Regions from separate parts of the Homo sapiens genome. Here regions 1, 3 and 4 are each linked to region 2. A link is a loop called in an ENCODE intact Hi-C map of the cell type or tissue named here. Cell type or tissue: B cell. All regions are shown on one strand. Each heading gives the region's core, and the rest is flanking DNA. Links, peaks and the distances in the headings are about the cores only.

The links. A loop is a pair of places that touch in the nucleus more often than their neighbours do. Peaks named below come from ENCODE experiments on the same cell type or tissue, not always from the same donor. Only the 100,000 strongest peaks of a DNase experiment are listed, where the experiment ranks them.
Region 1: a loop joins it to region 2, with 3 times the contacts of the local background. A loop is called at or near these places in 14 of 110 quality-filtered maps.
Region 3: it touches region 2 in a loop (2.8-fold over the local background); 7 of 110 quality-filtered maps call a loop at or near these places.
Region 4: a loop joins it to region 2, with 2.7 times the contacts of the local background. A loop is called at or near these places in 5 of 110 quality-filtered maps.

The regions. Positions count from the first base shown.
Region 1 is chr1:107,895,651-107,900,650 of GRCh38, forward strand. The region is part of intron 1 of VAV3 (vav guanine nucleotide exchange factor 3); the gene reads right to left. MIR7852 (microRNA 7852) reads left to right here and starts at 1,573; the gene lies at 1,573-1,654. In B cell, for the core only: no CTCF peak of the experiment used is centred there; DNase peaks (open chromatin) are centred at 391, 1,951, 2,501, 4,631 and 1 weaker place; H3K4me3 peaks cover 2,423 bases; H3K27ac peaks cover 5,000 bases.
Region 2 is chr1:108,122,359-108,128,858 of GRCh38, forward strand. No RefSeq gene overlaps it. Among named protein-coding and RNA genes, the nearest start is that of LINC02785, 61 kb to the left of the region's middle. RefSeq lists a silencer at 3,372-3,511. In B cell, for the core only: CTCF peaks have their summits at 3,365 (motif pointing left) and 3,564; a DNase peak (open chromatin) is centred at 3,353.
Region 3 is chr1:107,932,963-107,937,962 of GRCh38, forward strand. The region is part of intron 1 of VAV3 (vav guanine nucleotide exchange factor 3); the gene reads right to left. Among named protein-coding and RNA genes, the nearest start is that of VAV3-AS1, 29 kb to the right of the region's middle. RefSeq lists an enhancer at 3,314-3,850. In B cell, for the core only: no CTCF peak of the experiment used is centred there; DNase peaks (open chromatin) are centred at 2,719 and 3,659; H3K4me3 peaks cover 1,358 bases; H3K27ac peaks cover 3,093 bases.
Region 4 is chr1:108,071,864-108,078,363 of GRCh38, forward strand. It overlaps LINC02785 (long intergenic non-protein coding RNA 2785), which reads left to right. Exons shown (of 4, transcript XR_001738173.3): 3 at 1-834; 4 at 2,530-3,528. Among named protein-coding and RNA genes, the nearest start is that of LINC02785, 11 kb to the left of the region's middle. In B cell, for the core only: no CTCF peak of the experiment used is centred there; a DNase peak (open chromatin) is centred at 3,358; H3K27ac peaks cover 2,413 bases.

The DNA.
Region 1 (5,000 bases), core at 1-5,000, 230 kb before region 2:
GAAAGAAAAACTGGTATTATTGGCCACGTCACTGATTTCTGTACACTTGTAAAAGACTTACAATAAATAATAGAGTAGCATTTTTATTAAATAGTAATCCCACCCCAATCATGTGTCCTTGCTCAAAAATGAATTAGTTATAAATTTTGCATATTTTTACACAACTGTGAAATTTTATACTTAATAAACATTAATCACATAGCAATATGAAAATTCTTTATTGTTACTATGCATACTGAACTCACAGGAAATTACCCCTGAAACAATTCAGCAGTAACACCAGGAAACTGCTGCTACACAGAAAGTGCTCAATGAAGTGGCACCAGAAATGTGGCCCAGCGGGGATCCATTTTCAGCTTGGACTTCTTGCAGGAAGTAACTCTCCGTGCCAGAGGTGCTGCCACACACTTTCTCCCATGGCCACAAGCACCTGCAGGATTCTAATTCCATCAGAACAACACAGATACATAATGTTCAATTTAGGCAGCCAGAGCACTGCAGAACCATGGAGCCATTTCTGTAACTTACTGGTTGGCAACCTGCATTTGGCAGAACATACTGGACATATATCAAATGTTAAAAAGAAATCAATTGATAAAGCTCTCCACTTAGAGACACAGACTTACTTTGAGCAAGTCCTTAAGAAAAGCAAGTGGAGTGCCTCTCCCCATCCCCACCCCACCCAAGAGCTATCAATCTTCCAATCAGGATCATCACTGTCCTCTTTCATCAAATTAATCGCACAGCAGCCATTATTACCAACTTGATATCTAAAATGCCACGTACATTCTCTGTATTTATTGTACTGTTATTATTGTTCTGTGTTAGTGACTTTAACTACAAAAAACTTATATAAAGACTTTAAGGTATTTACTCACAAATTTGCTCTCCTGCATCTATGTTTACTAGAAAGTCCTTTAGTTCCTCAAACACAAAACCTCCTGCCACAATAAATCTAATCGCAACCCAAGCCTCATGTACTAAGATCAAGATCAGCAGAGGTTGGAGGTGTGTGATTCTATATGGTTGTTGTAATTTTATATTTAAAAAGACTGGCAATTTTGTTATTAATCAGGGATATAATCTGTATTAAAAAAATGGCTACAGGAATGTCATGTTCCGTTCCATTTATACCACTTTTCAGACTTAAACTGTTTTTGTTATGTATTAGAGGGGAAATATGAAACATTTGCCAGTTAGTTTACAATGGATCACATGTGGGACTAAAGAGTTTGACTCCAATCATTGATCAGATCTTCAAAAAAAGCCCCTCTCCAGAAATAGACAGGAAAATAAATCTATTCTGTACAAGACACTGCACAGCACTCAACAGATAGAAGGGTGAGAAAAACAGACTTTCACCCAAAGAAATCCACAGTCCACAATAAGGTTTAAACAGTACCCAGATGGCAACACAAGGAGCCGGAGCAGCACTGACACCTGCCATAAGTGCTAAAGACCCAAAGTAACTGCCACTGTCCTGAGAATTCCCAAGGGAGGAGGTTTGGCTTGGCCTTGCATCTCTGTTGCCTAGAGACACAGCAGTAAATATATATTGAACAACTAAATTAATAAATGCCTTTGACTACTACATACATATGCCTACTACTACTTTCATATGTAGGCATATGTATGTAGTAGTCAAAGGCATTTACATACTTCATACAAAAAGACCACTGTGTCTTAAAAGATCAGCTTTTCTCTACAGAGAAAACCATGAGAATTGAAAAAGTAGAGGGAGAAAGAGAGAAAAGACAAGAAGAGGTGAGTATCAGGAGCAACAGGGGAGGGAACAGGAGCAACCAGGACCCAGAAAGGGCATATGGAAAGCTGAGAATGCCACGAGGGAAGGAAAAGGAGGAAGTGAGGCAGGAAAGGAGCTACCCACACAGCACCAGGGTCGCAGTTTAGTCAAGAAGGCTTTAGCCTCCTCTGGGACTTCTAGTTACACTATTTGGCGTCCTGCACCACCTCAGGTGCATTCACCCTGCCCATGACACCACGGTAACTCAGTAAGTGCATAAACCATAGACTGCAGTTCCTCAGAACCGCTTATCTGAGACAGCATGCTGGTACTTCCTGAATGGCAGCCTGGCATTCTGAGATTATACTCTTCCTTCATGTATGGTGCTAGAATCGGTCCTCTCCTTTATGAAATGAAAGGGATAGTACACATTAAGACATATTTTATGAAATTTTATTGCTGTACCTTACTTTCTAAAATCCCCTCTTGCTCTTTTCCCTACACTGTTCAATAAAACCCAAAGTCTCATAACCACTAGAGTGTGCCACATCTTAAAAGATTTTTTATGAAAAGCTAAAAAGTTTAAAATATGAGTATGAAAACCCTTACCTAACTTGAAAACTATTAGGTAAAATGTTTTGTTCTCCAGAGATTTTAGATAAAAATAGGTTTTATTACTCCTTTGGGCAAAGAATGTCATTATTAAATTAAAAAAAAAAGGAAGCAGATCAAAACTCAGCACCTGTTCTATGACCTCATTTTGGAAAATATGGGGGAACGAGTATCATCACGTGAATACATATATATAATGCATGTATACATGTAGGGAATTACACACAACAAATTTAACAATGGTTATTTCTGGGTAGTGAGAGTTCCTCTTATTTCTGCTCTCTTCATAAGTAGAAATTACTTTTATAAATAGAAGAATTCTACAAATATGAAAAATAAATGTTTTTACTTTGAAAAATAAATGTGAGAAAAAATAACATGAAAAAATATTTGTTATCAACTCCATGAAGAAACAGCAAGTTTCCACCACAGCCAGTGGCCTTCTGAGTGAAGCATGGTTTTCTGCCCTACATACCAAGCCTTTAGACAAGGATCTCTTTATAAGTGCTCTGTTACTTAATACATCCATTTACATTATTACCATAAAGATGACTTTTCCAAAATAAAGCTTTCAATCTCTAGGGTCCCTGCAGGGTAATAGGAAGCATTCAGCAGATTACTGTTACTGTAATATGTTTTATTACACTTAATGACACAGATACTTCACAGTACTGGGATTTTTGTAGGTATTTAAAAATGTATCTCCTATAAAAATATATCTACTGAAAACACATATCCCATAAAATATGTAAGTAAAATATTCATGCAACAGATTATATACTATACATGAACATAAAAAACAAAACATCTTTTAAACTATTCTAAGCAATGTAGTTCCATTTAAAAACAAAGTATTTTAAGTAATGGGAAGGTTCTTCATTCTAAAAAAATAATAATGTCTCAGTCTAAGAAAGGGATACACTCAGTCCATTTGTCAACAAATACCCTCTGAGTACTAAGGATGTAGAGATGAACTAGATGCAATGCCTTCTCTCCAAAAGCTTACTATACATTAGAAAAACAAACAAATGAGTTCAATAAATGGTTCAAGTATATGATGAAGATGATGAAAGTATGTATGTGGTTCTGAGAGGGCACAAAGAATAAAAATGGTTGTCCTACCTACAAGGGTGGGGGCAGAAAAGTTTCCTAGATGACTTTTTTCACAATGCAGTTATTATTTCCTAAAAATAAATTATGAAAGTATCTATTTCTTTTACTAAGCATCTAGAAATATAGAAGAGAGTGTCAAGGGCACAGTCATAGAGATATATTAATAAAAAAATGTCTGGGCTGAGCCAACAGCGGTAAGCGGCCATCCAATCATCTCATTCACTGCATGTCATTTTTGAGCACTTATTAGGTTCTGCGCAAGGTGCTGAATAAGATGTGGTCCCTCATGTTCAACGACCTTACAGCCCACTAGCAAAGAGAAGCAGGAATAAATAATACAATTTGATACGTGCTATAATGGGATGCATTGTGAAGGGCTACAAAGGCACAGATGATGGCACAGTTAACTACACATTGAGGGAAGGTTTAAGAAACAAGGAGCCAGCCACATGTGAGCTCCGTAGGACAGGAAAGAGAATGAATTCATTGGAATTTTCTAAGGCAGAATGATGTATCAAGGCTGAGTGAAGTCCTTTGCAGTGTTACTTCATCTAATCTTCAGGATTATTTTATGAAATAGGTATTGTTCCCATTCCCGCCTGGGTATTGTTCTAGGTGAGGTACGTGTGGTTAGAGAATGAAGTAACATGCCTAAAGCCAAACTAATAATAACTGGTGAATTAGGTTTTGAAAGCAGATCAGAAGTCTTACTTGGCTGCCTCTGCTTTTCCCAGAACAGATAAGCAATAAACATAAGGCTTACTTTGATCTGTATCTTAGCTGGGTGGCTCTTTAGTTTCCTGAAACCTGACCCCTTCAAGAATCTCCTTAGGTCTTTCAACTATTCTTTCTCCATAAAATTCCTTTTTTTATATTCATACACTTTCAGCATACTTAATATATATCAGCAGGCATTTGTAGCTCACTAAAATTATCTCTTCTTCTTCACTTTTCAAGGAACTCAATCCTGCACTAAACACATTACAAAGTAAAGCTCAAGGCTCAAGGTGTGATATTTTCCATAATTTGAAACAGTTACACATGGATAGAAATACATTTGCTACATAGACTACAAGCTTCGACACTTAGGAAACCTACTGAAAATTAACAGGATATGAGAAGTGAAAACGTGGTACAGTGTAGCCGCAAAGTATATCCATAGTATACTTTGTAGCCACACGTCAGGAGGAAGTTACCTTTATGCACCCCTTACCACTGCATGCAAATTTGATATTTTCTCTACATGCTTTTGGAAAATGTGCTAATAACTAAATCATCAACACAGTACTTGCAAATTGTTTTTAGGCCTTCAACTCTTAACAGGGAGAACATGAGAAGTTTCTCTTCCACGTGCAAAGTGAAATGTTACACCTTATAAAGTCTAGACTTTGAGAAGGCCATACCATATCAGACCCATATTCAATCCACTAAATCTGCTGTCAAGATCATTGTAAACCATGAGAGCATGTTGATAAGTGCAGTCCATTTACAGAGGGATCACTGCCTGTAAACCACAACTGAAGCATGCTAA
Region 2 (6,500 bases), core at 637-5,636:
ACCAGAGTCCCTCCAAAGCACTCTCAGTCTCCCTCCCCTCTGCTCTCAGCACTTACCCGGTTCCACTCTGGGCCAATCAGGCACCCGGCTTTGTGCTCACACGTTGGATAATATCAGTGCTGCTGGAGAAAATCCAGTGTGGTGGAGCAGGACTCTCCTTCCTGCCACCGGCTTCTTTTCCTCCTCTCCTTCCCCTGGTGACCTCCGAGGAGGAGTGTGAGGCAGGTTCGGTTCTGGGTCCTCGTCTTACCTGATGTGGCCCCGGCCCATCCCATTCCCCATGTTTTCCTCCCACTTTGCTGGCTTCTGCTTCTCAGCACCTCCACGGCTCCCTCCTCATCTCTGGCCGTTTCCTAGAGGGGCCAGCCTTCATCCCCTCCTTATCTATCCTCACTCCTTAGAGAATCATCTGACCGCATGGTTTTCAACACCATCTAAATGCCGATAACTGTCAAATGTGTGTGTCTACTAGCCTGGACCCCTCCCTGGATTCCAGAACTTCCTACTTGAACTTTCAACCTGGATATTTCATGAGCATCTTAACGTTCATGTGTCCAAACCCAATTATCCATTTCCCACTCTGCCCACCTTGTTATTCATGCTACCTTCCCATCTCAAAAGCAACTTCGTCATTCTGTCTTTCTTGGGTCAAACAATTACAGTCATCCTTGACTCAACAGCTTTTTTTTTCTTCTTCTTTTTTTTTTTTTTTTTTAAGACATCGTCTTGCTCTGTTGCCCAGGCTGGAGTGCAGCGGCACTATCTCGGCTCACTGCAACACCTGCCTCCCAGGTTCAAGTGATTCTCCTGCCTCAGCCTCCAGAGTAGCTGGGATTACAGACACCCACCACCACACCTGGCTGATTTTTGTATTTTTAGTAGAGATGGGGGTGTCACCATATTGGCCAGGCTGGCCTTGGACTCCTGACCTCAAGTGATCTGTCCGCCTCGGCCTAACAGCTTCTCTTAAACCTCTACCTAATTGGTCAGCAAATCCCGTCATCTCTCCCTCCTGGCCTCCTCCACTTGGGAGGGCACTGGGAAACACTGTCCTTGTATTTATAGTCCTTCAATCCCAACCATTACTAACATCATGTGTAGACAGTGGTCAGAATGAAGCCAGACTGCAGTGGTTCTCAACCTTGGCAGCAGTTGGAATCACCTGGGGGAATTTTAAAAATACTGGTGCCTGTGTCCCACCCCAGAGATTCTGCTTTAATTGGTCTGGGATATGACCTGAGAGTTTTAAAAGCTAACCCCAGCTCCCGCCCAGGTGGTTCTAATGTTCAGCCAAGTTTTCAAACAGCTGTGCTAGGGCTTAAAAAAGACCCAGTGAAAATCATTAGCGTTAATCAGTGCTTAAATGTCAAGTAGATTTTGGTATCACACACTAAAAAACTTTCCAAAATATTAAAGTAAACAATACAGACAGTCCCCAACTTAGTGACGGTTTGATTTACGATTTTCAGCTTCATGATTGGTTTATTGGGGTATTAAATGCGTTTTTGGCTTATGCTATTTTCGACTTACTATGGGTTTATCAGGATGTGACATGACCCCATCATAAGTCATGAAACATCTTGCAGTTAAAACTGGGAGATTATATAAGTACACCCTCGTCTCTTTGAATGAGCCTTATAATTTTAATCTTCACTTTGATAATTTTTTCTCATTTTAATAAAATATTTTAGTTTTCAATATTGATCATTTAGTGAGAAAATCCCAGCACTGCCTAAAATATTGGGCAGAATATCACTATCTCAGCTCCATTTTACATCCTCTGTGTTTTTCTTTTCTTTTTGTGGGGAGGGGATGGGGTCTCACTCTGTTGCCCAGGCTGCAGTGCAGTGATGCCCTCTCAGCTCACTGTAACCTCTACCTCCTGGGCTCAAGTGATCCTCCTGCCTCTGCCTCCCAGCCTGTAGCTTGGGACTACAGGCATGCACCACCACACCTGGTTAATTTTTGCTCCTTTTTTTGTAGAGATGAGGTCTTACTATGTTCCCAGGCTGGTCTCAAACTCCTAGGTTCAAGCAGTTCTCTGACCGTGGCCTTCTAAAGTGCTAGAGTCATAGGCATGAGCCACTGCGCCTGGCCCGCTGTGTTTTCTTTTCAAGCACAGTAATTTTTTCTGTGAATTTTGGGGAAACTGAGCTGAGAAGCTCACCTCTGTTTTTGGCAATGTTGAAGGAGTTTAACAGATTAATGAGGCCAGTTTTATCACCTTAATTTTCTTTTTAAATTTTCTAGCACTTTTCCTCCAGAGGCATTCATGGGGGGTCATCACGTCACAGTTTTTTCATGATACGTTAACAAGCAGGGGAGAAAGAGACAATTGGTAAGTAAAGAACGATATCTAAAAGCAACTCACAGAGTCGGGGGTGAAAGGACAGGGGAGAGGAGAGGCATCAAAGGGCCTGCAGCGAGGGGCGCCTCTTCTCAGTTCCTACCGCCGGGAGAGAGCTGGGAGAATAGACAGCTGGCTCATCATGAAGGGTCACCCACATCACCGCAGCAGAACCCAGCTTTTCCCTTCCACGTCCTGATTCCTACTTTTCTCAGCTCAAAATTTCTATTTCCACCTGTTTACTAGAATTGAAGGAAATTCCTGATTAACCTAAAAAACACAGTTTGGGTTGCCTGATTTTCCTATTAACTTCTTCCTCTGATGTGTATTGTTCCAGAGAGACAGCATGCAAACTGTGTTCATCTGAAACCCAAAGTTTATTTATTTTAAAACGTGTCAGCCAGTGTGTCACACAAATCAATAAAAATAACTCTTGTAAAAAAAGAAATCCCTAAAAGGGAATGGAGTCAGAAATTTTGTGGTGCGTTTTATTACTTGTTTATTTTTGCTCTCATTTTACCACTCTTGTATTTCAAGCTTGAATTATGATTATACTTCTGAAATAATTTTAAGCAAACAAAAATATTCATCACACTATGAAAACAAATATCCAAAAATATGCTCTATGGTCACAATTTTTGTATCTGAACATTTACCTACGACTCTGTATATGAACAGTGATACTTGTTTTTCAATCATTTCTTATTTGACTTGTAAAACAGAATTTTTCTATTTTTGGAAAATATCTTAAAAATTAAGAACAAGCCCTTCTCCTCAGTGCTACACATAAAGGACCTTATTTGTCACCTTCTGTCCTGGAATGACAGGACAGGTCGACCCTAATTTCACTCCTCTAAACAAGGTAATGATGGCTTGTGCAGGAAATCTAAATCTGGCCTCAGAGGCAGCCCAGTGATTTTCCAGGTCAAGGGAAAGGGAGAAAGCAAAGATCTGAAGCTCTGTCCTCCTCTCCTGGGTATCTGCCGTCCACAGAGCTGGGGGAAGTCTGCCATCTAGTGGAAAGTAGAGGGCACTGACAGTTACTTGCAATAGTGGTTTCCCAGGACCGCTTGAGCATCAAGCGTTTCTGATCCGGGGGCATAGCTTCCATCAGGGACAGGGTGGACTAGCAGAAGAATATTCAACAACAACAAGTAACATTCAAACCCAATACACAAATGTTTCTTTATATATATAAACTACACATAGTGCCCTATACAAAGTGCTTCTTCATAAAGTAGTGCCAGGTGAAGTGCTAAGTGTTTTAGTTAATAAATCTCATCTCATTTCTACAGTGATTATCAATGTATTCTGCATGATTTTTCCTATACAATGGCAAAAACACAGGGTGGGAAGTATACTTAATCCCTAACACAGTGATTACCATTATACTTTTAAAATTGCTGTACAGAGAATATTTTCCATCGGTTCAGATCCATACAATAATCGATTTCAGTTTATGCTTGTCTTTTGACAACAATTGACATATTCAGGTAACAACATTAAGGGGGCTGGGGGACAGACCAAGTTACTCAGATATATTTGTGCTCTCTCCTTTTGATTTCATTTGATTTCATTTGTTACACTGTTCCAATTTGCTTTAAGTGATTGTTTTTAATTATATTAAAGTAGCACATGCCATGCATATATTTAAAAGCATGGTCTCCTCTTCCGCCCCTTCCCACCTCTAGTCTTGGTCCCTAGAGGTAATGACCTGCAGTTCTGTTAGTTGCTTCTTTTCGTATTTTCCTCCATAATCTCTAAATAAAACGCTCTGCTTCTATTTCCTTGTCTGTCTGTGGTGGATTGACTGCCTTAGTTTGGGTTCTTTCAGAGGCAGATCCTGAAATGGATGATTCAAGGACAGGATGGGAAAGTAAGATGAGGAGAAGGCCATCAGTAAAGGGCAAATCATCACACCAGCTGCCACCATAGGCACCTGCACCAGACCCAGTGTAGAAATGGGAGCCAGTGCGAAACAGAGCTCACGACCACTGGTTTAGAGCTGCTCCTGTCACATGGGCAGCAAGTAAGCTCCAGCACCAAGAGCAACACCAAAGCAGATGCTGGCAATTGCACACAGAGCTGCCTTGTGCAGCCGTGGTCAGGGCCAGGTGTGTGGGCAGGGAACTGCCAGTGTCTGCTACAGCCATCTCACCTGTCGGGTACCCAGGTAAGCAAGAGCCTTGCACACCCCCACCTTCCTCATCCTTCCCTTTTCACCCCACCTCCTCTCTCCTACTGCTCAGCTTCTGATTACATTTGCTTCCTTGTTTACATTCTTCTATAGCTATATTTAGGCCTACAGTTTGATTTTGAAAGCACATTGATGATGTGACTTTGCAGTATTTTTCACTGCCGAGCTAGTGTTCACTATAATTACATTTCTTTTTTTTTTTTTTTGAGACAGGGTCTCGCTCTGTTGCCCAGGCTGGAGTGCAGTGGCACAATCACAGCTCACTGCAGCCTGACCTCCCAGGCTCAAGCAATCCTCCCACCTTAGCTGCTCTCCCCTCAATAGCTGGGACTACAAGCACAGGCCACCATGCCCAGCTAATTTTTATATTTTTCGTACAGATGGGGTTTTGCTACGTTACCAAGGCTGGTCTCAAACTCCTAGCCTCAAGCGATCTGCCCACTTCAGCTTCTCAAAGTGCTGGGATTATATAGGCATGAGCCGCCACACCCAGCCACATTTCGTTTATATTAGAGCTTTTTAATTTTTCCTGAAGTTATTAACTGCCTTTTAATTTTCTTGCACCTTTTGCCCTTGTTTCACATTAGTGTTTTTCCTTGACCTCTTCTGCCAATTAGGGATCAAGTGTTCCATGGAGACTCTTTCTTTTTTTATTATTATTATTTTTTTTTTTTTAATTTTTTTTAAGTGGAGTCTCACTCTGTCACCCAGGCTGGCATGCAGTGGCGCAATCTCAGCTCACTGCAACCTCCACCTCCTGGGTTCAAGCGACTCTCGTGCCTCAGCCTCCCAAGTAGCTGGGATTCCAGGCATGTGCCACCACACCCAGCTAATTTTTGTGTTTTTATTAGAGATGGGGTTTCACCATGTTGGCCAGGATGGTCTCCATCTCCTGACCTTGTGATCCGCCCACCTCAGCCTCCCAAAGTGCTGGGATTACAGGTGTGAGCCACAGTGCCCAGCCCCATGGAGACCCTTTCTATGTAGAGTTTCTCTGCAGGGCCTTGTCTCATACTGTGGAATGTTCCTACAAGGGAATACTACTCTGCAAAACAAAGAATAAATTATTGAGACATGCAACAACACAGATAACTCTGATTGACTTTGCAGAGTGAAAAGCTAGACATTTACATAAAATTCTATGAAATACAAATGAATCTACAGTGATAGAAAGAAAGAAATCAGGCTGGGTGCGGTGGCTCACGCCTGTAATCCCAGCACTTTGGGAGGCCGAGGTGGACAGATCACGAGGTCAGGAGTTCGAGAGCAGCCTGGCCAATATGGTGAAACCCTGTCTCTACCAAAAATACAAAAATTAGCCAGGCATGGTGGCACGCTCCTGTAGTCCCAGCTACTCAGGAGGCTGAGACAGAAGAATCACTTGAACCCAGGAGGCTGAGGTTGCAGTGAGCCGAGATCACACCACTGCACTCCAGCCTGGGCAACAGGGCGAGATTCCGTCTCAAAAAAAAAAAAGAAAGAAAGCAATCAGTGGTTTCTTGATGTACTCAGAAACTGGTATGTTCACCATCTTTTGTTCATGGGTATGTACATATGTCAAAGCTTATGAAATTATATAATTTAAACATGTGCAGTTTATTGTGATTAATTATAATAAATCCAGTTACACTCAATAAAGTGTTGATGATGTCAATGGTACCATGAATAAAATAGAAAGATTATTAGTTAATGCTATGTGAATAAAATAGAAAGAACATTGTTGAACAAACCATTTGACCAATGAATGTTTCTCACTGCCTTATAAAAAGAGTAAGTGAATTATTAAGGCTTAGCAAAGTAAAGAAAGTCTCCCACAGTCTCTGATTGGAATTCCATAAAACAATAGTCGTACATTTTTACTAGACAAAGAAAACATACATATAAAATAGCTAACTTTTCAAACTCCAGCAAAAGTCTCCATTCATTTACTTTTTGTTCGCCTTAATATAGCTTTAT
Region 3 (5,000 bases), core at 1-5,000, 190 kb before region 2:
TTTGGGTTATTATCAGCCACTAAATTTGTCATAATTTGTTACAGCAGCAATAGGAAACTAATACATATCCCAATGTTAAGGAATATATCTCCCCAATAAATATGCCTATGTATAAGAAATTTATGCCAAATAATGAAACGTGTGTGAATATATTAAAAACCTCTTACTATTCCGAGGCCTAAATGACAGTACAGTGTAAATATTTTCTTTCTAAATTATTCAGTTTTGTGGTTATTTTATTGTCTTGTTTTGCTTACAATACTCATATTTGCCAGAGGTTTAGGTTTAATTTGGTTGGTGGTGGTGTGGTGGTTTTTTTGTGTTTTTTTTTTTCCAGTACAAAAGATAACCTTTCTCCAGAAACTATTTGGTCCTCCTCTACCCTTTATAAGCAAAGGATATCTTAGACTCATTGCTCTTGAAAATCTGACCATTTCAAATTCTGAATATAAATGTCCTCAGAGTCCATCTACATTAATTAGCTCACTTCAAGGTTAGCAATTAGAAGGAGAAAAAAAGTTAAAGCTCATCTACCCATTTCCTGCAATTGGATTTGCAAATTCTGTAAATTTAATTGACATATGAAAATTGAATCTCCCCAGCACTTTGGGAGGCCAAGGCAGTAGGATTACTTGAGCCCAGGAGTTAAGAGACCAGCCTGGGGAATGCACTGAGACCCCATCTCTACAAAAAAATTTAAAAATTAGCTGAGTATGATGACACACACCCAGTAGTTCCAGCTCCTCAGGAGGCTGAGGTGGGAGGATGGCTTGAGCCCAGGAATTCAAGGCTTCAGTGAGCCATGATTGCACCACTCCATGCCAGCCAGGGCAACAAAATGAGACCCTTCTCAAAAAAAAAAAAAAAAAAATTAAATCTCATTACTTGAAAATTGCGATTTTAAAAAGCATGCTATCTGTAGGTAAAGCAATGTTTCCACAGTCATAAGAGGAGTACAGAAGTTACAGTTTCTTCTTTGGCCCTTAGCAGGAGCTTGGCTCACAATAGTGATCAGACCAAAAGATGAAAGCACTACCACTGGTCTCTGGCCAGCTTTGTTGAATGCAAAACAGTTTCTGACATTATCAGTGACCATACTCAAAAAGCTGTTTAATTCTAATCCAAGAAATTAGGATTTATTCAAGGAAATTTCAAAAGTGCCTTCTATTCTTATTATCTTGGAATTATAAGAACTCTATGGTTTATTCTTTAAATAATTATATCCTTTAGAATAAGGATAAATTCTCTATTCTGTGAAATGGCTAGATGAAAATATTGCAAAACCCAAGACTTTCCTGGATGTCATCTATTAATATTACAACAAGAAACAGATGCACCTCTACTTAGAATCATAAACTCTTCTGCTGCTAAGAATCCTGAGACTTGTGATCTGGACCAAAACCCTTAGAACAGAGCAGAAGATATATTTTGCCACTCTTTTTCTTCCTGTGAAAACAGAAACAGAACAAAACAGGCTATGTGTATGTGTGTGTGCATCCTTCATATGTGGAATTGTTTTTTAAGCCATTTAACTAAGATGAGTATTAGCAACAATTACTTAAGAATTCCTAAATATTTCAGACAAAGATGTGTCTCCAGGAGGAACGGCTCCTATGAAAAGTATAGTTCTAACCAAAAAAGTATAGTTCTAACAAACACAGGTAGCTCTGTTAAAAACTGTACCCTTCTTACACATCAAAAGTCTCGAAAAGGAAACTCTTAGTTCCAAAAATAAGTTATGATGAAAACTTAACCACTGAAATTTTAATTATATGCTGTATTTAGCATTTTCAAATATCACATTCAGAAAATTTCAGACTGAACACACACTCTGGGGAATTTTGTGAATCACTGTGTTGTTATTAAGAGAAAAGCACATGCTAAACAAAATATAGCGGCACAGCGAGGCAAATGAGAGGAGACGTGCTACAAGAAACAAATTCTTGCACGACCAGGCTATCTGCAGCTTTGAGGAGAAGAGTTGGTAGTACATGAACCCATCACACACTAGTAACAATAGCCTCTAATTTCCCTCTATCACTTTTCTTCATAAAATATATTCACCTCCCACAGATTACGCGAACTGATGGGGCAAGTTTCCGGTTGGCAAACATTCATATCAGCCAATTTGCCAATGAGAACAATTGGCAGTGTTCTACTTTCAACATAAATTCCTAAGGTCTTCTCCATTTGGGGGCAATTACAGCTGTAAGATTACAGTTTCCTACAGTTCTCCAAAGCAAAGCAGTTGCTTCTAATTATTCCTTCATTTTAAAGCAATTAAGCCAAATGTTATTTGATTTCATTCAAGTGAATAAATATTGAGTTCTTCCTAAGATAAACCTCTAGAAAGCCAGAGTTTACACTGCCAGTCAGCAAATAAAATTCACAGTGATAAGGTATATCAAAGAAGTAAATATATAATTCTCCAGGAAGAAAGGAGCAGCAGCACCTACTGCACAGAGACCACAGGGTCTACTCTCTCCTACAGTGTTACGAGCACTGAAATGTTCAGTGGTTGGAGAAAATGAAAAGCCAGGTCTGACAAATACACAAATTTGGTCCTCAGTCCCTAAAATTAGAAATAAGTTTCCCCATCAGAATGAGGATGAACATTTCATTCACTCACTTACTCATTGCAGTTACAGAAATGAGTAAGAAACCATCCGTGACCTGAATAAGTTCACAGCAAGGTAGGCAGAGGCAAAGGGACAATAGGGTGCAGTGGTGTGCACCATGACAAAGGGGAAGTGCTAGGGAGGCACACAGGAGAGGCACCAAAAACAGACAGGCCAACCAAGGCCATTACCTATGCTGTATTTTGCAGAGAAATAGGAGTTAACCAGCAAAGGGAAAGGTGTTCCTATTACAATGACAAGGAGATGAAAGAAACCATGGTATATCAGGTGATGGTCTAATGGAAGGGAGATAAGGCTCTGAACTACACCGATGACAGAGGCACACAGACATCAAAGAGGTGAAAATACCCCATCAGTTGAAGAATTTTGCTTTTCAGTGTGTGAGAGATGAGGACACATTTATGCCCCTTTTGGAAACTTTACTGAAATTTTATGATTTGGGGAGAAAAGTAAACGTAGGACATTATTACAGTTCCTAGATTTGATGAACTAATAATTTTTAAAATGTGAATTGAGAAGGGAGAGGAGGGGCTCAAAAATATGAATTGATAGATAAAACATCCTGAAAATACACCCACAATTTTTTTTAGTACTTGGAAAATAAATCTGAAAATAATTTGAATAATCAACAATGACTTAATGCAACATGTAACACTTTTGAATAGTGGAAAACCTCTTACAAATTTGAGGAAAGTGCATTTAGCCAATGAAAAATTCTATATTTAATATATAAATTAGTTGTGCATAGTGTTAGAATTACAATATAACTAGATTAGAACCAAAAAGGTAAATCAGATTCTGGGTCTGATTTTTAGATTATAAACAAGAAATCTAAAATCAAACACTAACAGATTTGTCTTACCGAGTTTTTAAAGATATGACAATCTAGAGAAACAACAGTGACAGTAGACAAAAATTACTGCTGCCCTTTTATTAGCCTTAGTCGGCAACTTCTGTTTTTAATTGTTTTCATTCATTTGCTTAATTGAAACCAAAGCTGGCCAAGTGACTCAAGAATGAGTCACAGCTCCCCTCCTGGAGTAGCCACAAGCCTGACTGTGGCATACTGCATGCACTAAGCCTGAATTTCAAGTTGGAGAAGAATGCATGACAAAATGCCAAGGGCTGCTGACATTGCCAAAGAAGTTGTCAGGACCATAAGGATGTCCTGAGAGTAGAATTCCCTGCACTTCCTTTCCTGGTTGGAATTTATGCACTTATGCCTCATCGCAAACCACAGAAAAGATACACCTGTGTCACGCTGCTCCTTCCCCGACCGATCTTGTGATTTGATACACATCATTCCTTAAAAGGAAGGGACATCTGAGAGGGCACCCCTTTTACTTACTTCTCAATGCTGCCGGTCAGATTTCCAAAGACTACGGGAAATGGGAGGGCCAATGTGACTACTGAGATTGCCACACCTTACACACAGTCAGGCAAAGGATGCCTAGCAAGAGTGACAGTCTAAACATAACACCCTCCACCGCCACCCCAAAAAAACAGCTCCATCATTCACACCATAATCCTGTTTTAACAAATAATGCACATGTGACACAAAACCACAATATTTGGCGATCTGAAAAACATACCAAGAAATAATGTGTGATTATTTAAATTCAAAACACCACCATGACTATTGAGATGTTACTTCTTATAGAGGCAAGGATGAAACCCACGCATGACTAATTGGTCCCTTCCATGCTGACTGTGGAATCCTCCAGCCTTTGCACAATGAATGTGGCTAGTGACTGCAGCAGCTGTAACATCAGCACAAAAGGTTTTCTTCAAACCAAACTTCCATCTCTGCCTGCCAAATACCAGTATGTCATTTCCTTCCTGCTGGACTCCATGGTTTCTGGAGGACAAGAACCATGTAATTCTTAAACTTACACCATTGGTATCCTCTACTATTTGAGATAAGTACAAAACATTCAATGAATGTGTGATGAATGCAAAATGAGCAGGGAATACCTATAACTGCTTCTTGGCTGTTTATGCCCTCACTATCATGTTGACACAATGCTAAAGAAAGTATGCATAATTATCCTAATTACAGTCATTACAGCCAAAAAGCCCTTAAAGTTAATCACAAGGTTTCTAGTGGCACCCTTAAAATAAAATTATAAATTAAAATTCATAAAATTCTAAGACTCTGGTTAAGGCTTGTAGTCCCAATTATTAACACAATATAATGACTGCATTAATATCTATACACTATAGGTAGGCCCCAATTTAAGAAAAATTTTAGAATGTAGTACACTAACATGTCTAGTCCTTAGAATTTAGAATACATTTTTCCAAATAAATAAGGCTCTTGTGATCAAGTTCATAGGCCAGCAACCCTCAACTCAAAAAAGC
Region 4 (6,500 bases), core at 903-5,902, 50 kb before region 2:
CTGCAGCTGGGCAAAAACCTAGAATGATTAAGTCATTGATAGAACACCACTTTCCTAAAAATGGCAATACTTAAATACATCTAATCCTGATCAATACCTTGATATTCTATATCATACATTTAAAAATCAAGTTGCCTAATTATTTTAAATATATTCCAAATGAACAAAAACACATTATAACTCCAAATCACCATGTTACCACCACCATGGCGTGGAACCTTCCTGTCCACTCCAGAAGGCAGTTTTGTGCCCTCCTGGGCACCTGTGTCGCAGCCTAGAGACACTTAGACATCCACCGGGATAGTCCCAGGGCTCAGCTGTGTTGTTTCCATGTCTCAGTGATCACTTTTCTTTGTTGCCTGATGTCTCAACATTTTGAAAACTGCTGTTTCACATATTTTGTCTGGTTTTCTAGTTGCTTCAGACAGGAGTTAACTACAGTCCTTATTACTTTGTCTTTCCTGAAAGCAGAAGTCTTTTAACTAAAGAAGGGTAGATATTAAATGTATCATCTTTAGAATTTGATGAGAAAGTAAAATTGCTTCCTCACTGTCCTCACCGGATTCACAGGGGGAAATGATTCAGAGGCTTTTGCCTTTACCTCCTAGAGCATGTTCTTGCAACTGTTGGGCTAGTCTTATCTGGCCAAACTCTGTTACTAACAGAATGTCTAGTTATTTTGCAGGCACAGAGTTAAGAAGTGGCAAGTTAACACAGCCAGAGCATGCACAGAAGAAAACTTCGACCTCAAATAACACCTAGAACCAAAGTCCCTACCGCAGAACTAAAAGATTGGGATGTGGCTGGAACTCAAGCACCTAAACACTTTCAAAAGTGAGCAGTTCGTTTTCTAGGAATGTTCACTGATAAGACCCTTCCCCTTGCCTTACCATAAATAGTTACTTAAAGATCCTCCAATAATAAAAACCTCCCCTGCCAGTGCTTCTGCATACCAATCTACCCTCCTTAAGTGATAAAACTTGCTGCAAATCCCAGATTAGAGAGACAGATTTGAGTTATCCTCCTGTCTTCTTATAGGTGGACCTCACAACAAATCTTTTCTTTCCTCAAAAACTGGTGCCATATCATTGGCTTCTATGTGCATCAGACAGCAAGCCCATTGCTCAATGACGTTCTGACTACTACATTTCCTCAGTTCTAAGATGTCAAGTGCAAGACACATTTTTCATCTAAAAGTCATTTTAGAGGGTTTGGTGAGAAACCCAGCACACTGAAAGTACACCAAATTGTAAGGTGCATCTTTATTTCAGAGATATTAGCTTATTAACAACTACTCATCTTAAAATTGAGGAAATGTGATTTCCTTTTACCTTTGAATTTTTGTCACCTATAACAAAACTTCCCTTGTTGCAAACAAACCTGTAGAAGGGATAGCGTTACTGATATGGCAAACAGACATGCCACAACTCTAAGATCCCAAACCTTCTAAATGGTGATCAGATCGGTATGAGTACTTCAGTCATGCTGTGGATAAGAGAAACTTCTGTGGACCTTTCTAAGATCCCTATCTGATTCTCTATCAGTCATGTTGTGGACAAGAGAAACTTATGTGGACCTTACTAAGATCCCTATCTATTCTCTATTTATAAAGCATTCTTTGAGTGAAAAAAATTGTTTCCAGGCAAAGAGAAAATAACCTTCTTTCCTGATCCTCTAGAACTCTCTTTGTTACTTTGGTGACAGTGTCTGGAGTATATGAAAGAAGGGAATTCATGATACAGAGAGGATTTCACTCCCATCTGTTAGATTGGTGGTTCTCTAGTGCATCAGAATTACCTGGAGGGGATGTTATCCCACACATTTTGGACCCCACTCCAGAGTTCCAGAAGTGGTTAAGGTAGAGATGGGACCCCAGCATTTGCATTTCTAACAAGTTTCCAGGTGATGCTAAGGCAGCCAGTCCTGGAACTACACTTTGAGAATCACTGCTGTGGAGGCTTATTGGCCACAGGCCACGTGGTTTGCAAGAGGATAGAACTCCCTGTCTTGGGGACATCTGTCTTTTAGATTTGGTGATAAGCATAGGTTGACCTTTGTATGGATAAGGCATTCATAAGTCAGATGTTTCCATCCTTAAGGACCCATGCTTATCTATCCTACAGTTTTAACACAGCTTACCTATTTGCTTGTTTTGTTGTTGTTGTTGTTGTTTTTAAAGAATGAGTTTTAGATGATCGTCTTCCATTACTAAACTTCAGAGGAATAAAGTATAGGTTGCTTTTATCCAAGGGAAGAGAGGATGCTTAGCCAATTATTTCTTCCAATAGCTTTTGTTTTTATTATCTTGTCATTCAATAATCAATAGCCAGTGAAGAAAAATGAAAATTGTTGACTTCTGGAAGTCAGGAGTATTTTTATTATTACATACTGTTCATGACAGTTTTTAAAACAAATCTCATACAGTAACAAATAATCCCACTAGCTGTGTATAACCCCTAAATTGTAGGAAGAAATAGGCAACCGCAGGAGATTTGGAACCCACACGTTTCCCTCACCTCCTCTCCACAGGGCTTTGCCTTCCAGTGTCTACTTGGCCTTCCAGTGTCAGACAGCTTCTTGCACCTGACCCACTCAGCTGAGGACACAGATGTCAAAAAAAAAATCATAAATACAGAATTCCAGAAAATTTTACCAATATGTTATATTTGCTGTGGTTGCTTTATAGATTTTTAAAAATTATTGGTCCAGTAACAGGTCTGAAATTTAACCCTTCTCCTGCTTTTGAAGCATTTTTTAGGTAAGTAGTTTTCATGCTTTGATGTATATCATCAGAATTACCTGGGTGGTGGATCTGGAAATGTGTATTTTTAAAGTTGGTGTTTTTATTAATAGACTTTATTTTTTAGAACAGTTTTAGACTTACAGAAAATTAAGGCAATAATACAGAAGGTTATCCACACACACACATAGAGTTTCCCCTATTAACATCTTACATTAGTATGGTACCTTTGTTGCAATTAAGGAACCGATATTAATATATTATTATTAACAAAAGGCAATAGTTTACTTCAATTTCCTTAGATTTTACCTAATGCCTTTTTTCTGTTCTAGAATCCAATTCAGGATCCCATATTGTGTGTTTAGTTAATATGTCTCCTTATGCTGCTCTTGGCTGTGACCATTTCTCAGACTTCCCTTGTTTTTGGTGATCTTGACAGTTTTAAGGAGTACTGTAATATTCAAGTGTTTTGTAGAATTGCCCTATATTGGAATTTGTCTGATGTATTAGTCTCGAGTTATGAGTTTGGGGAAGGAGGATCACAGAGGTAAAGAACCACTGTCATCATAGTCTATAAAGGGTACATGTTGTCACATGACTTATGGGTGTGGTTGACCTTGAGCATTTGGCTTCAGTAGTATTAGACAGATTTCTACGTCGTAACGTTACTCTTTCATTTCCCCTTTTCATAACGTATTCATTGGAAGGAAGTCACTATATGCAGCCCACACCTAAGGAATGGGGAGTTATGCTCCCCCTCCATTAGGATGTAATCTACATAATTTGGAGTTTTCCTGCATAGGAGATTTATCTCCTCTCTATAATTTATTGCTTTATTCAATAATTTCTTTATGTCAGTATGGACTCATAGATATTTATTTTATACTTTGGGTTATACTCTAAAGTGACTTTATTTATGTTGTTTCTCAAAATATGCTAGCTTTGGCCAGTGGGAGCTCTTTCAGTTAGCTCATGTACACTTTTGACGTACCCCATCTGTGTGTGTGTGTGTGTGTGTCTGTGTGTGTGTGTGTGTGTTGAGTATTTACTTACCTTCTGGCACTACAAAATGCTCTACAGTCATTTCATGTAGTCACTGCCCCAGTCCTAGAATCAACCATTTCTCCAAATAGCCCTGGCGCCTTTTATTGAAGAATAGTATAAGAAACCAAGATTTGAGTGCTTGGTGTGCTCCTTACTACTGGATGTCATTTCTTTTACACCTTGTCAGCTCACAGAGCAAAGAAATACATGTGCATATAAGAAGCTGTGTGTGTAAATATACAGCTTGGAAACACCTGTATCTACTTTAAGTTAAACATGAGTTCTTACCGATGTCATCAACTCTACTCCATTACCACATGGATCATTCTCTCACTTACCTATCATCTCCCACTCAAACAGTAAGGAACCTGGCTCCCACCATCTGCAAATTCTTTTACAAAAAATTAATTGTTCAATTCCAGCAGACATGTATAGCAGTATCAGAATTGTTAATACTTCCATGAGAAACAACTTTTTAAAATAAAATACACTACTTAATGTGCCTTTAGCCTTATACACCCCATTCATTTCCAAAGTTACCTATGTCAGTGCCTTTTCTCCCTTCAGGGAATGAAATATTATTATGATATATATAATTATAATAAAAATATTATATATATAATTATAATAAAAATATTATTATTATTTGTTTTTTGAGATGGAGTCTCACTCTGTCTCCCAGGCTGGAGTGCAGTGGCACAGTCTCAGCTCACTGCAACCTTCGCCACCTGGGTTCAAGCAATTCTCCTGCCTCAGCCTCCCAAGTAGCTGGGATTGCAGGTGGCTGCCACCACGCCCAGCTAATTTTTGTAGTTTTAGTAGACACGGGTTTCATCACATTGGCCGGGCTGGTCTTGAAGTCCTGACCTCAGGTGATCCACCTGCCTAGGTCTCTCAAAGTGCTGGGAGTGAGGGCATTTTATACATTTATAATACAATTAGATTCTCTTGCCACAGTCTGCATTTTCTCCTGGGATCCCTGACCTCCTAAATTATTTATTAAATTTGCATACATTAAGGCTTATTCTTTATGTTGTAAAGTCATATGGGTTTTGACAAATGCATAATATCATGTATATATTGTCACAGTATCATACAAGATAGTTTTACTGCCCTAAAACATCCCTGTACTTCATGTATTCATGCTTTCTCCCACCCCAAGTCCTGGACAAACCACTGATCTTTTTATTGTCTATACGGATTTGTCCTTTCCAGAATGTCATACAGTTGGAATGAGAAAGTAGCCTTTTTAGACTGGCATCTTTCACTTACCTGTATGCATTTAAGCTTCCTCCATGTTCTTTTGTAGTTTGATAGCTAATTTCTTTTTATTGCTAAATGATATTCCATTGTATGGATCTACCACAGTTTGGTTATCCATCCATCTATTAAAGGACATCTTTATTATTTCTAGGTTTTACAATTATAAGTAAAGCTGCTATAAACATCTGCGTGCAGGTTTGTGAACATAAGCTTTCAGCTCAATTGAGTAAATACCCAGGAGTATGATTGCTGAATAGTATGATAAGATTATGTTTAGCTTTGTAAGAAACTGCCTGTCTTCCAAAGTGGCTGTACCATTTTGCATTCCCACTAGCAATCAATAAGAGTTTCTGTTGCTCTGCATCCTCACGATCATTTAGTGTTATTGGGTTTGTTTTTTAAAAGATATTAGTCACTCTAACATATGTGTAGTGATATACCATTGTTTTAATTTGCAATTCCCTAATGATGCATGATGTTAGAGCATCTTTTTATGTACTTCTTTGCATATATCCACTTTTGTAGTGTCTGGAAATTTGTATTTTTTAACGATTCTTCTGAATGATTCTGATGAAGACCAAAATTAAAGGGCCATTATTCCAGACTCATCATTTGCCACTCACCTCAACTTAGCCACTTGCCTCCAATTATAGCATCTTAGATACCAATAGGGACTCTTTCCCCTTTACCTCACTTCACAGCGAAACATTTTGGTCTTTAAATTTTCACCACTTATAATGAGCAATCTATTTGAATAGGAGGGTGATCTATTCCCAAAGGCCTAAAAGGGAGGTAAACATGAGGATGCCTATATCTGAGGATGGGCTAAAGTTTATACTTGCAGCTTATGGACTCACTAATTTTTACAATTTGATGAATTCTTACTCACTGAAGTTTGATTCTATGGGCCATGGTCATCTGGCCCACCTATCCAGGATCTCTCCATGTGAGGATAGCGGGTGCCATAGCTTTTGATTCACAATTCAGAACACATGATTTTTCTATGAAATTATAGATCTTTAATAAATGAGAATGTTTAAGTCCATTTGTAAACAGCATAGCACACAATCTAGAATAAGGCTTAAAACTCGAGTAGAAAACAGGTAGTTTCACTATAAACATCAATCGTTGGACATTGACCACTGAATCCAATGCTGTTTCTCTTTTTTCTTCTAAGAAGAAACTTTCTACTTTCCTTCATGCTTCAGATGTTTGAAATCTCAGGGCCTGTGCAACCCACAACTTCCTGGAGACATCACTTCCTACACTCTTCTCAGGAGCTTCAGAGCATTTTATTGTTTTCATAAAGAAGGGGTCCTTTACCTTCTTAACTCTCCTGATCACACAACCTGGTGCTCTGATATGTACCCAGGTCCTTCTGGAGGGGATTAGTAGTTCTGTTTGCCTCATGTTTCCTGTTTACTCTCTTTGAAAGTTCAGAACAGACAATCTT